Regions from separate parts of the Homo sapiens genome. Here region 1 is linked to region 2. Evidence: chromatin contacts called from ENCODE Hi-C or POLR2A ChIA-PET data. All regions are on one chromosome and are shown on one strand. Each heading gives the region's core, a stretch centred on a gene start or an enhancer-like site at or near the end of the contact. The rest is flanking DNA. Distances are from core to core; before and after follow the strand shown. Region 1 has its middle 14 kb from the start of LINC02707. Region 2 overlaps LOC102723568 (a long non-coding RNA gene).

Region 1 (6,440 bases), core at 311-2,810, 210 kb after region 2:
CAATAGGCAGAAATGGCCAGCCATAGAGAAAAGTGGGCTTTAAATGGGTTTAGATATTCAAAAGTGCCTCATGATGGTCAGAAAGAAGTCTCTGGAGTAAGGATGGGCATTAGTAGCCCCTATACTCATCTCCACCATTAGTCTTTATTGAATACTTACTATGTGCCAGAGACTGCTGGCCAGGTACTTTACATACATCATCTCATTTAATACTCACAGCAATCTTGGAACATATATGATATTATCCCCTTTTGGAAGATGAGGAAATTGAGACTCAGAAAAGGTTAGGTAATTTGCCCAAGGTCACATGGTTAGAAGGGGGTGGTGTTGAGCCAGGAATCCAGTCTGTCAGACTGGAAATCCTTATCTCTTTTTCTGACAGTAACTACTGCTCTGGGCAATGACCGTCATTTGTCTACATCTTCACAAGATATTTCCATTTCCATTTCATGCACTTTTGAGGTAAAACAGGATCATTGATTTATGAAGACTGTTTTTATCTGACATCCATTTCTTCAGGACGACTTTCTGCACTGCAGACATTTGCCCCCTGTGATGATGGGGTCCTTGCTACAACATGCTGTCACAAGGTCTAAATGAGATCGTGCATATAAAACATGTCGCTCAGAGCATGACACAGAGGAGACTCTCAACACACTAGCTTCCATTAGGACTGTCGCTCCCTCGGTCCCAGCACTGCCTGTTCCTCTTTACCTTTGCAGGTAGTGGGGAAAATATACAAGGAGACCTAGATTCTGAGTGTTTCTTGGACACGGGTGCTGGCAGCTTTGTGCAGGAGTATCTCTCAACATCCCTGGAGTCAACATTCTGAATGTCCTGTGTGATGCTGATATCACCAACTCTGTAGACCCTGAGCCTGCTCACTATCACTGAGCCTTCACGTCAAAACAGGAAAATGATGAGAGGTGACTGGTGCTCCGGTAAGAAACTCCGATAAGTTTCTGCATCAGATCCTGTACATGAGAAAAACTGTCATGAAGAGGCAGCACAGCATAGAAGCTAGAAGATCAAATCTGGAATTACGCAAATCAGGGTGTGAATATTGGCTCTGCTCCTTCCAGCTCTGTGACCTGGGGCAAGTTACCTAACCTCTCTGAGTCTCTGTTGCAGCTGTAAAGCAGAAATAGTAATAACTATTTCACAGCTTTATTAGCAAAAGTGCATGATATAGTGATGTTAAGTGCTTAACACAGAGCCTGGTCCACAGGAAACACTAAACAAATGTTTGTTGTTATTATATCGTTGTTAAAAGCAAAAAAAAAAATAAAATAAAATAAAAACCTGCTATGAGACTTGTTTTGCAGATTAATAAGCAATTACTTTAAATGACTTTTCTCCCCAACTAGCTAAGTCTGCTGTTTGATAGGTTTGAACGAATCAGTCAGCTGTTGAAGTCTCACTGAGCGCATGCAGCATGCCCTGGTGTGTATAGATGCAGGGGCTTGGCAGGCCCGGAGGCCAACAGGCTTAACAAGGTGCGCTAGCTGAACACAGCAAGATGAGATGATTGAAAAGTCTACTTGAAATGTTTAAATACAAAGTAACTTGGCAAGGAGATAGAATCAGGACAGCTGACCTGCTCTAGGCCTCAATTTCCCCATCTGCACAAGAAAAGGGCTGGACTTTATGTCGCTTTCTTGCGTCTCTGACCTTTATGAGCGAAAGAGTCTGATTCTGCCAGGACCATTTTAGCTGCCCTATGAGTGCATCTGGCAATTCCTAGTTCTGCATGGTCTGGTAAAACTTGGCATCTGATGCCCCTCTATAAGTCAGAGTTTTGCAGGGCTCATGCAGGCCCACCAGCTAGGGCACATCTCCCCCACCCCCAAGCCTCCTGAGGACACGCCAATTCCAACATCTCCCACCTCCCACCATACGCAATCACAGGAGACATCATTCCAACTGGAGTTCCCAGTCCACGAAGAAAAGAGAGATCTTCTCTAAACAGGGTCCTGTCTGTTTCCAGCATAAACCACCTGAGATGTTCAGAAGGAGAGTTCTTTCTTTCCTCCACAGCTTCGGAAAATCATTCTTTTGCACGTTCAGAGGGGGAAAAGTTGGCAACAAAACTTGACTTTTTACCAGAATGAAAACTTTCTTTGGGGTTAAGGAAACATTGCCATCTGGTGGCATAATATAGAAATAACTGGACAGAGTGATGAGTTTCTAACCCACAAAAGATGAAGTCACACAATTCCAATCAGAAAGAACTAGAAGGGTCCTTAAAGCTTAGATCCAATGCTTTTACTTTACTGAGTAACGGAACTATTGTATAGAGATGGCTTGTGAATTTCAAGACTAGAACTCAGATCTTCTCAACTTTATGTAATTCAGCTGTCTCTCATCTCCACAACTCACTCCACACCCCAACATATACACACCTCATACTTAGGACTGAAATGCTTTAATAATTCAGGCTGGCAGGACCACGATCGTTTTCATCCTGCATGTGCCCTCGTGCTTTTTATCAACATCATGGGAGGCAGAAGAGGGAGATCAGAGGCACTTTCAACTAGCAACCAGCTACAGGGTTTACAAAGATAAGGAGGAGGCCTATCAGAAGCCAGAGGAAGAAAGAATGGATTGATTAGGGAACTGAAACTTCTGTTTCATGTTTCCAGCTCAGGAGGCAGTGGGGCTTGCATTAACTCTCTAAACCAGCAAGAGCTATTTGAGCTAACAGTAGGGGATGCCTTCTGTTTGGGGATTTTGGATCCTGAAGATAGTAAGTTCAGTGACTTGAGTATAAAAACCCTCATTATTTATGCAAAGTGTGAAAATCTATTATTGTGTAAATTGAGCCACGTAATTATAGGCATAGTCATTTCCACCTCTTATATTTGCATATTGCTTTGCAGTTCACTACATGCTTCAACATATTTAAAATTATTTAATCTTTATAAACACCCTATGGTGGGAATTATTACTCATTAGTAATGAGGAAATAGAGGTTTGGAAAAGTTAAGCAACTTTCCTGAAGTCACAGCACTATCAATGGCAGCACTAGGACTTGAAAGAAGGGAGGAAACTTAATATTTAATCTACTCTGGGGCAGGTGAGATACAAAGTGCTTCCAAGGAAGCTATCAGTGGCTTCTCCCCTTGGGGAGTAGCAAAAGATCAATCACTCATTCTTTGTTCTTCCAACTTGACCACTGTAGAGACACCCAGTCTTCCTGCAGCTACCCTATCCAATTGTTATTTGCTTGACTGTAGGACGTACCAAAAAGCCATATGACATTCATGTTAATTTAAATTTGACTTGGAGAAATTTTTCCAAATATTACAATATCCTCTGAGGCACAACAGGACTCAGCCAGCAGTCCACCAGCCTGGGTCCTTGAGGCTGTTCGAAGGGCTTTTCACCCAGTCACCACCTGAACTATTTCCAAATAGCCCTTTTGTAATGCTCTGACAAAGAGGATTCTCTGTGTCTCCTTTCCTGGGTCCTCACCTCTGAGCATCAGGGCCTAAAGCCCAGTCCTCAGACCACTACTCTTTTGGATCTAATCTTTCTATAAGGGGGGTCACCTGGTCTCATGCCTTTAAATGCCATGTGGACACAGATGATTCATATACTGATACCCAGAACCCCAGCCTCTCCCTCTGCACTCCCAACTCATATGTGCAGCTGTCTACTCAACATCTGCATGGCAATATCTAAGGCCCATATCCAAACTCCTGGTTTTCTCCAACCCCTAAGTCATCCTTTCACAACCTCTCCCATCATAGTAAGTGGAAATTCCATTCTTCCAGTTTCTCAGGTCAAAAACTTTGGCATCATCCGTGAGTCCCTCTTTTCCTCTCATGAGCCAATCCATCTGTAAATCCTGTCAGCTCTGCCTTCACAGAATTTTCTACTTCTCATCCTCCATCGCTACCTGGCCACCTTCACCTGGACAACTGCAATAGCCTCTGACCTGGTCTCCTTGTACAGCAACTAGAGTGTTTCAAGACGTAAGTCAGAACATAACACTCTCTTGCTCAAAACCTTCCAAGGGCTTGACATCTTGCCCCGGTTGCTCCATGATCTAGCCCATTCCCCTCTCTAACTTGATCTCCTACCATTCTTCCCCTGTTCCCCCCTCTTTACCATATTGCTGCTTTCTGTCTCACCCACTCAACATGTAAGAAACTAAAGAACAGGGGTTTCATTCCATTCCATGCTGTAACCCAGGGCCTAAACAAAGTCTGGAGCATGGATGAGGCTCAATACATCTTTCCTGAAACACAAACGCCTTTTCCTTCAGCCTGGGTTGTTCCTTGATATCATCGATCCAGAGCCTGATGTAACTGCCTCCTACTGCATTTTCACCGTGGACCTTCTTACACTGTGCCCCGTGGTGAGGGAGTCCTGTGAGCCCCAGGGTCTTCACACCACCTTTCACACTCCCGGCAAGGCTGTGATGGGCATGCCCTCCAGGCTTTTAGCCATCTCTTCAGGGTGCGGTTTCTCAATGACCATGTGATCTTCCCATTGGCAGTTCCAGATAAGTACAAACAGCCGAATGGTGCCAGACAGTAGAGCCAACCAGGAACTGAGAGAACACTGATTCTGCTGATGCACCAGGTGTGCTCAGATGCCAGCCAAGACCACACAATTCAGGGGCTGACAGTTCTAGATAAGCACAAACAACTGAATGATTTATTGATCCCTTTCCCCAAGTCCATATAACATCTGCTTCAGTTACAATTGAGAGGTTTAAATAAGGAATGAAAGTGGAGGGGAAATAAAGAGCTAAAACTAAAAAGATTGAAAAGGAAAAAGTTTTGAGGGGTAATGAGGAGCATCAGGGTACACGCTTGGGTTGGTTGTTTGTCACTGAAGAAGACAGTAACCTTTTGGGGGGAACTAGGAATTCCAAAGACGTTCCTCACACCTGCAATGTTGCCAGACATTCAAACCCTATAACCTTTGGGTCAACAAGACTCCTTTTTTTAAAATGCAAGTGTTTCCAGGCCATTAATCATTTACAGCTTATTACAAATTGTTGCTGGCCATTTGGTATCAACCCTATTGTAGAAATAAGAGTATTGATGGGAAGCAGATGAAAGGGAATGGTACTCTGTGGGACATATGTTTTAAAAGATTAGTTTGGCAAAAAGTGGGGTCCCTGCGTAGCCAGAGGGCCATGAAAAGAACAAAGGATACTTTGGGAAGCAGACAGGCTGAGAAGAAAAAAAAGGATTATCTCCTGGAGACAGGGAAATGGCTGAAAAAAGAAGACAGCTGGGCACCAAAGGAAAGCAATAGTGCCAACTCATGATAACTGATTGTTAAGTTCTCAGAGATTTTGCAAACCACTTGTTAAACCCAGCCATTATTCGAAATTAAAATATAAACTTAAAATTAAATAAATTGTATTTAGAAACAAAGGTAATAAACACTCAAAACTTACCAGTTCTTAATTATGACTACATTTTACTATTGTCTATGCTCTGGAAGTTATTTATAGCCACTGTAGCTATAGAGTGAGAATACTCTATAACGGTGTACTTTACACATCTCTTCCCAACTCTATGTTTTGCTGTGTCATGTTGGTAGATAGAAATTGGCCATGATGGGAGTATTTACACCATGGAAATTGGCAGACACTACAGATCAAGGCTTGATTTATTGTTTTGTTGACCACCCAGACCAAGGCTTGGTAAATCTTATTTTGCAAAAGGCCAGATATTAAATAATTTTGACTTTGCGTCCATTAAATCTCTGTCCAACCTACTCGACTCTGCTTCTGCTATTGTAATACAAAAGCAGCCATATACAATATATAAAACTAGTGGACATGGTTGTGTTCCAGAAAACTTTATGTACGAAAACAGGTCAGGGGACCAGATATGGCCCCTAGACCACAGTTTAATAATCCCCAGTCTAGACTTATAAAAAGTGATGGAGAAATGCTAATAATGCAGGTTAAATTCTAAAATGTGACTGTAGCCAATGCATGGTGAATAACAGAAAAAGACTGAGGAAATATTCTTCCAGTATTCAAAAACTATTATCCAGTTCAACAAAAAGGTTGCTCGTGTTGTTAACAAACGATTGAAGGCCCAGTGTCTAGCTCTGCTGTTTCCCTTTCTTCTTACTCATTAACATAAAGGGAAATCTCAGCCCACATTCTTATCAGAATGGCACTTGTCCATCAATTGCAATAATAGATTGGATACACTATAGATACAAGAGCCTCAAACAAAAGTCAACAAGAGCATTCTGTGGGGATCAATTGGTTATAAGGAATTTACAATCAAGAGTACTGTATATTTTAAATTGTGATTACACAATCTTTGTATCAATAAATATTTACCAGCACACCAGGAAACACTACTTTTTTAATGTCCCTGAAGCTATTTTGTTAAAGCATCAGCCAGGTAGTACAGGGTTTTACAATATTTGCGGACGAATCATGGACCATCAGCAAC
Region 2 (6,562 bases), core at 3,941-6,440:
ATTAAACCTTAAAGTTCCAAAATGATCTCCTTTGATTCCATGTCTCATATCCAGGACTTGCTGATGCAAGAGGTGGATTCACATGGCCTTGGGTAGCTCTGCCCCTGTGGCCTTGCAGGGTACAGCTCCCCAGCCAGCTTCTTTCATGGGCTGCTGTTGAGTGTCTGCAGCTTTTCCAGGCACACAGTGCAAGCTGTCAGAGGAGCTACCATTCTGGGGTCTGGAGAATGGTGGCCCTCTTCTCATAGCTCCACTAGGCAGAGTCTGTAAGGGCTCCAACCCCACATTTCCCTTCTGCACTGCCCTAGTAGATGTTGTCCATGAGGGCTCTGCCTCTGCAGCAAACCTCTGCCTGGACATTCAGGCATTTCCACACATCCTCTGAAATCTAGGTGGAGGTTCCCAAACCTCAATTATTATCTTCTGTGCACCTGCAGGACCAACACCACATGGAAGCTGTCAAGGCATGGGGCTTGCATCTTCTGAAGCCATGGCCTGAGCTGTATCTTGGCCCCTTTTAGCCATGGCTAGAGTGGCTAGGGTGCAAGGCACCAAGTCCCTAGGCAGCACACAGCAGGTAGGTCCTGGATCCGGCCCAGGAAACCATTTTTTCCTACTAGGTCTCTGGGCCTGTGATGGGAGGGGCTACCATGAAGAATTCTGACATGCCCAGAAGACTTTTTCCCCATTGTCTTTCAAATTTATGCTTATACAAATTTCTGCAGTTACTTATGCAAATTTCTGCAGCCAGCTTGAATTTCTCTCCAGAAAATGGGTTTTTGTTTTCTACTGCATCATCAGGCTGCAAATTTTCCAAACTTTTATGCTCTATCACCTCTTGAATGCTTTGCTGCTTAGAATTTCTTCTGCCAGATACCCTAAATCATCTCTCTCAAGTCCAAAGTTTCACAGATCTCCAGGGCAGGGGCAAAATGCTTCCAGTCTCTTTGCTAAAACATAACAAGAGTCACCTTTGCTCCTGTCCCAACAAGTTTCTCATCTCCATCTGAGACCACCTCAGCCTGGACTTTATTGTCCATATCACTATCAGCATTTTGGACAATGCTATTCAACAAGTCTCTAGGAAGTTCCAAACTTTCCCCATGATGGCAGAAAGGAGAAGTGTTGAGCAAAGGGGGAAATGCCCTTTATAAAACCATTGGATTGGCCAGGTGCAGTGGCTCATGCCTGTAATCCCAGCACTTTGGGAGGCCAAGGCAGGTGGATGACAAGGTCAGGAGATTGAGACCATCCTGGTTAACACAGTAAAACCCTGTCTCTATTAAAAATACGAAAAATTAACCTGGCATGGTGGCAGGTGCCTGTAGTCCCAGCTACTGGGGAGGCTGAGGCAGGAGAATGGCATGAACCTGGGAGGCGGAGCTTGCAGTGAGCTGAGATCCCACCACTGCACTTCAGCCTGGGCAGCAGAGCAAGACTCCATCTCAAAAACAAAACAAAACAAAACAAAAACTAAAAATCATTGGATCTTGTGAGAACTTACTCACTAATATGAAAACAGCATGAGAGTAACCACCCCCATGATTAAATTATCTCCCTCTGGGTACCTCCTATGACACATGGAAATTATGGGAACTACAATTCAAAATGAGATTTGGGTGGGGACACAGTCAAACTGTATTGCTAGCACAATATCTTTGACATAGTAGGTGCCCAATAAATGTTCTGTGAATCTAATTCAGGGTTCATTTCATCTCCAGAAGTCTACAATTATGGGAATTCTAGCTCAAGTGGTAAGTATAAGGATCACAGCATGAGGTTTTCCCAGGCATCCAGGAAGTCTCTAAACTCCACAAGCACCAGCTGGCCATGGTTTCCATCTAAGCTCAGGGGTCTTCTTCAAGGATAGCTTGGTTTTGGTTTCTCCTTTCTCTCTCAGCGAGGCTGGGTCAAGAGCTTTCTTTCTGGGCCCTGGTAACATGATTTGCATACATTTATCTTCACACTAACCACATTATGTTGCATTTGTATTGATGTTCCTGTCTCTCCCATTAGGCTGTAGCCCCAGTGGGAAACAAGGCTTGGCTCATTGTAAGCATCCAATGTAGATAACTCTGGGGACTTGTGGTTAGCTTAGTGATGTACAAGCCTGTGCAAAAATTTATTGCCATCATTGAAGTTTCCCCCTTGATCTTGCACTCAGGATGACAGGAAGGAGGATGACACTCAAGGTAGGATGTCATCCTCCTTCCTTTCTGTCTTCCTGCTGAGTGCTTCCTTGCTTTCATTCCAGCAGCATTTCAGAATCAGTATAGCCTCACATTCAACCTCCTCCAACCCCTCTAAAACCTCTTTTATTCTTTGCTAAAGGCTTCATCACTGAAACTCTATGTCATTGTTAACATTTGCCTTTGAAAACCACCCCCTACAGCCAAGTAGTTGTCAAGATACTTCAAGAATATACCCACAGTGCTTTCGTCTGTCCTGGCTTCTCCTTTCCCACTGCCCTGGTTCAGGCCCAATACTTATTTTAATTCTTTATTATGGAAAATGTTAAGCATATACAAACTAAACAGGATAGTATAATGAACCTCCATGTGCCTATCACTCAGTTTTTATAATTATCAATATTATGCCATTCTGTATTCCTGGCTCAATTATTTTTATTATTCTACAGTTATTTTCTAAGTAAGATAAAATTTATACAGAATTTACACAGCACAAATCTTTGTGTGCAAATTTGACAAATGGAGGCGTCTATTTAATCATGCTTCTATCATGATCTAGAATATTTTTATCTCCCAGTTTCTTTGTGTCCCTGCCCAGCCAATCACTCCTGTCCCCCAGGGCAACTGCTGTTCTGATTTTTCATCTTAGATTAGATTGGCTGTTCCCGAAGTTCATATAAATGGAATAATACAGCATGCATTCTTTTCTGTTCAGCGTCTTTCACTGAGCATAATGTCTGTGAGATTCCTCCATGCGGTTTCCCGCATCCATTATTCTTTTTTTAATACTGATGAGTAGTATTCTATCGTAGAAATAAATTATAATTTGTTCATCCATTCTCCAAATGATGGACATTTATTTGAGTTGTTTCTGTTTTGACTATCATGAGTAAAACTATAATGAACATTTATGTACAGCCTTTACATGGACCTAGGTTTTCATTTCTATTTGATACATCCTACATGCAAAATTGCTGAGTCACCACATTAGTTTTTGTCTGGATGGCTACAGTAATCTAGCTGCCATTTCTGCCATCTGATATCGGCCCACAAGTCTGGGCATCACACCATCTTCCTTTTCCCAAAGCAAAACTCTATCCATATCAAAGATCGACTTAAGAAGTTCTAGTGGTCCCTCCTTGTCTTCAGAGTAAAGTTAAGATTGTCTGGCCTGGCATTTATAACCCCTGCAACCCAACTTCAACTTTCTTTCCCCATATTGATTTCCTGCTTCTCTCTCGATATTCTGTGGAAGCTGGGGACATGGTCTCTGATCCTAGGCTCTTATAGGAACATTGTCTAAAAGGCATCATTTTACTTGACCCCGTAACACATGGTAGTGCCTAGCGCACAAGGGGACCCACACCATCTGTTGACTGGGCTAGTCAATGCTCCTCAGCCCCAGGGGTGTGGAGCTCACAGCTCTCAATGCAGAAACAGAGAAATGCCTGTAATGTCCCTGTGGCTCTCACTGCATCTTTCGAGAAGGGAGGCAATTAAACCAGGCAAGATCTCTCCAGACAGTAAGACTCTGTGATTCTGTGAATTTTACTAAATCCTCTGTGTCCAGAAATTCCATCTGGCTCATACCACTGATGTACCAATGGGAGAGTCTGAGTGGAATAATAAAAATAACACAGGAACGAAAGTCAGTGGTCCCAAGTTCTAGTCTCACTTCTACCATTTACTGTGTATTCTTGGATAGGTTCATCCTCTTAGCCTCCACTGCCTCCACTGGGAAACTGGGAATGCAAGTAAGGGGTGACCTTGATGATCAGTAAAATCAAACCTAAAATCACCCGATGGGACTGGATTTCCCAACATATTAAACTAGATCTGCCATTTCATTTTGTTGTTGTTGGCAGGTCTCTTTTCCCTTTTATGTTCTCTCTGTGAATTCAGTGCTGCCTAAGTACAACCCAAGCATTACTCCTTGTCCCCAAATCATCAGTGGTAGCAGCCAAAGCACAGTTAAAACACTAACTGCCAGCAGGACCTCACTCAATGGTGGTAAGAGTTGGTATCTCACAACATGTTTGCCTAAAGTAGAGACATCTGCTTGAGAGTACACCACTGCTACAGGACACTCTACAAGTTGGAGAATATCCACATAGCACAGAATGATTACACCATTGGCAAGAATCAGGCTGCACTGTTTCATAAAGAAAATAAAATGACCCCATTTCAGACACTTAATTTTTCTTTGCCTCTATTTGCTCAACTACAAAACGGGAATAATGAAATATCAATCCTGCAGGCTTTCCTAAAAAGAATAGATAAAAGAACAGATGTAGAATGCTTAGAAGTATATCTGACACACAGGAAAACTCGGTAAATATTAGATAATTATCATTATCATTAATGCTAATATCCACATCTTAGGGGACACAGAGGACTTGGAGAATGTGGACTCCACACTATAATTTGCAAGGCTTCAAGGTGCTTGGCATGTTCACCAAATGATTTCATTTCCTTATCCTTAGAAACATGTTCAAAATGGAAGCAGTGTCTCTAAGCGTCAGTAGCCTTTGTTCTCTGTTTTCTTGGAAATTGAATTTTTAAACTAGAAAGCTCATCTCTTTGAATCTGCAGTCCCTTAGTTCTCATCCCTGGATGTCCTCTATGGGTGACAGCAGAATTGACAGTGGGCTCCTTGTACCTTCTTGGGAAGAAGAGGAGTGAACGTCATACTCTTGGGAGGACAGAAGCCGAATGCTCCTGTGAGTGCCCTTCATGATAAGTGAAGAAAGGAGCAAAGAAAAGAAGAGAATGGCAGCAAACAAAAGCAAGAATTGTTCAAGAAATGAACCCTTTTCAGGAGCCTTCAAAGCCACTCTTTCACAAAGCCTGGCAGGGAGACAGTAACGAGCCTGGGTGAAAGCCAAGCATGGACTTAATTTATTATTGCCAAACTGTTTGTTGCCTTTATTTGCCAAGACTTACTAATTGAACTTTTGTTGATCTGGCTGCCCCTCTGGAGAATTGGAGCTATTGTTACCTGCTCTGTGAGTCCCGTGGAATGTGCCAAAAAATTGACCCCAGTTGCAGCTCATTTCCCTTCCTGGTTCAGGCTGCTTTTTCTTTCATGAATGTTTTTGTTTTGCTTTTCAGGTTCCAACCCAGAGTAGGTGTTTACACTGAATTAGTATGAATTTCACTGACCCAAAGGAAAGATTCCTGTTGAGAGGCCAGAGAGGACCCCCAAAAGGCCTATATGGAGACCCCCTTCCTAGACCTTCCCTTCATGCCCCAGCAAGTGGTACCCACACTCAGCTTCTACTACTTAGGGAAGGGAAACTCTAGACAATTGATTCTCAAACGTTTGTCCCAGGAGCGGCATCCGAATCACCTGAGAATTTGTTAAAAATGCAAATTCCTGTGCCCTACTCCATGGCTCCCAAACCAGCAACCTGTGTCTTAAAAAGCCTTCTAAGTGATTCTGATGTACACTGAAGCTTGAAACCAGTGCCTTAAGCCAGGGTTTCTCAATCTTGGCCCTACTAACACGTTGAGCTGGATGATTCTTTGTAATGGGGGCAGTCCTGTGCATTGTAGGAGGTTTAGCAGTATCCCTGACTTTTATCCACTAGAGGCAGTAGTCCCCCACCCCCACCCCTACCCCAACATGATATCTGAAAATGTCTCTGGTCATTGCCAGAGGTCCTGGAGTGAAGGAGGTAAATTCAGCCCTGGTTGAGATAATAGACAAACTGCTTGTTGTTTCTCCGGGCTCTGGGCTTTTGCTCTCTCTGTGCCATAATGGCAAAAAACTGCCACACGGTCTGTGTGGCTCCTTAGCATGAAATAATAGGCACAAGAAGTGGTAACCACAAGGCAGCTTCCTAAAAACAGATGGAGTTTTTTAACATTGATAAATCTTTCTTTTGTATCCAGCCCCAAGCAAGCACACATTACTTTCATTTTAAGAGCAAGTTCTCTTTCTCAGATTGCTTGGTATATTCAAAACAAAACAGAAAGCCTTTGGAGTTTGGCCTCCTCCCATCTGCCTATATGTTTGCTACCCCCAGGGCAGAAGAGACAGAGGGACTAAGTTCAGAGGTTCATATACCTATGTAGTGCAGACTGATGTGAATGCTGCATCTGCTGATCTTCCCTCTCACCATCAAAGTAGAAGATTTTCTTGTGCATTTCAGGACAAGTGTGTCCCAGTGCTCATTCTAAAGGGTTTCCAACTCTGGGTTCTTAGTGTTGGTGCATTTGCATTTGAAGGGTACCCAAACCAGAAAGTTTGCTATTAGACTTCATTCCCACCACTATCATTTCAGGGTTTTGACAATGCTTCCACTTCAGGAAGCTGGACTTGGCAGAAATCAGCCAAACCTAAACTCAAGTGTTCATATAAACACCAGCTG

What was found. A loop is a pair of places that touch in the nucleus more often than their neighbours do. ChIA-PET counts read pairs that join two places held with the same protein, here RNA polymerase II (POLR2A). Pooled maps may share reads with other maps.
Region 1: a loop to region 2 is called in a map of mammary epithelial cell, with 10 times the contacts of the local background. The contact joins two enhancer-like sites. A Hi-C loop is called at or near these places in 6 of 168 maps with a recorded cell type or tissue (Calu3, HCT116, HepG2 and 3 more), 2 of 37 single-sample maps with no recorded cell type and 12 of 50 pooled maps. POLR2A ChIA-PET finds 5 or more read pairs at or near these places in 1 of 52 experiments (WTC11).

What each region holds. Positions count from the first base shown.
Region 1 is chr11:34,582,116-34,588,555 of GRCh38, reverse strand. No RefSeq gene overlaps it. Among named protein-coding and RNA genes, the nearest start is that of LINC02707, 14 kb to the right of the region's middle. Within about 2 kb of position 1,560, at least 5 of the 41 ENCODE cell types and tissues checked have a DNase peak (open chromatin) inside an H3K27ac peak, as active enhancers do.
Region 2 is chr11:34,791,504-34,798,065 of GRCh38, reverse strand. The region is part of intron 6 of LOC102723568 (a long non-coding RNA gene); the gene reads right to left. Among named protein-coding and RNA genes, the nearest start is that of APIP, 120 kb to the left of the region's middle. RefSeq lists an enhancer at 2,052-2,600. Within about 2 kb of position 5,190, at least 4 of the 41 ENCODE cell types and tissues checked have a DNase peak (open chromatin) inside an H3K27ac peak, as active enhancers do.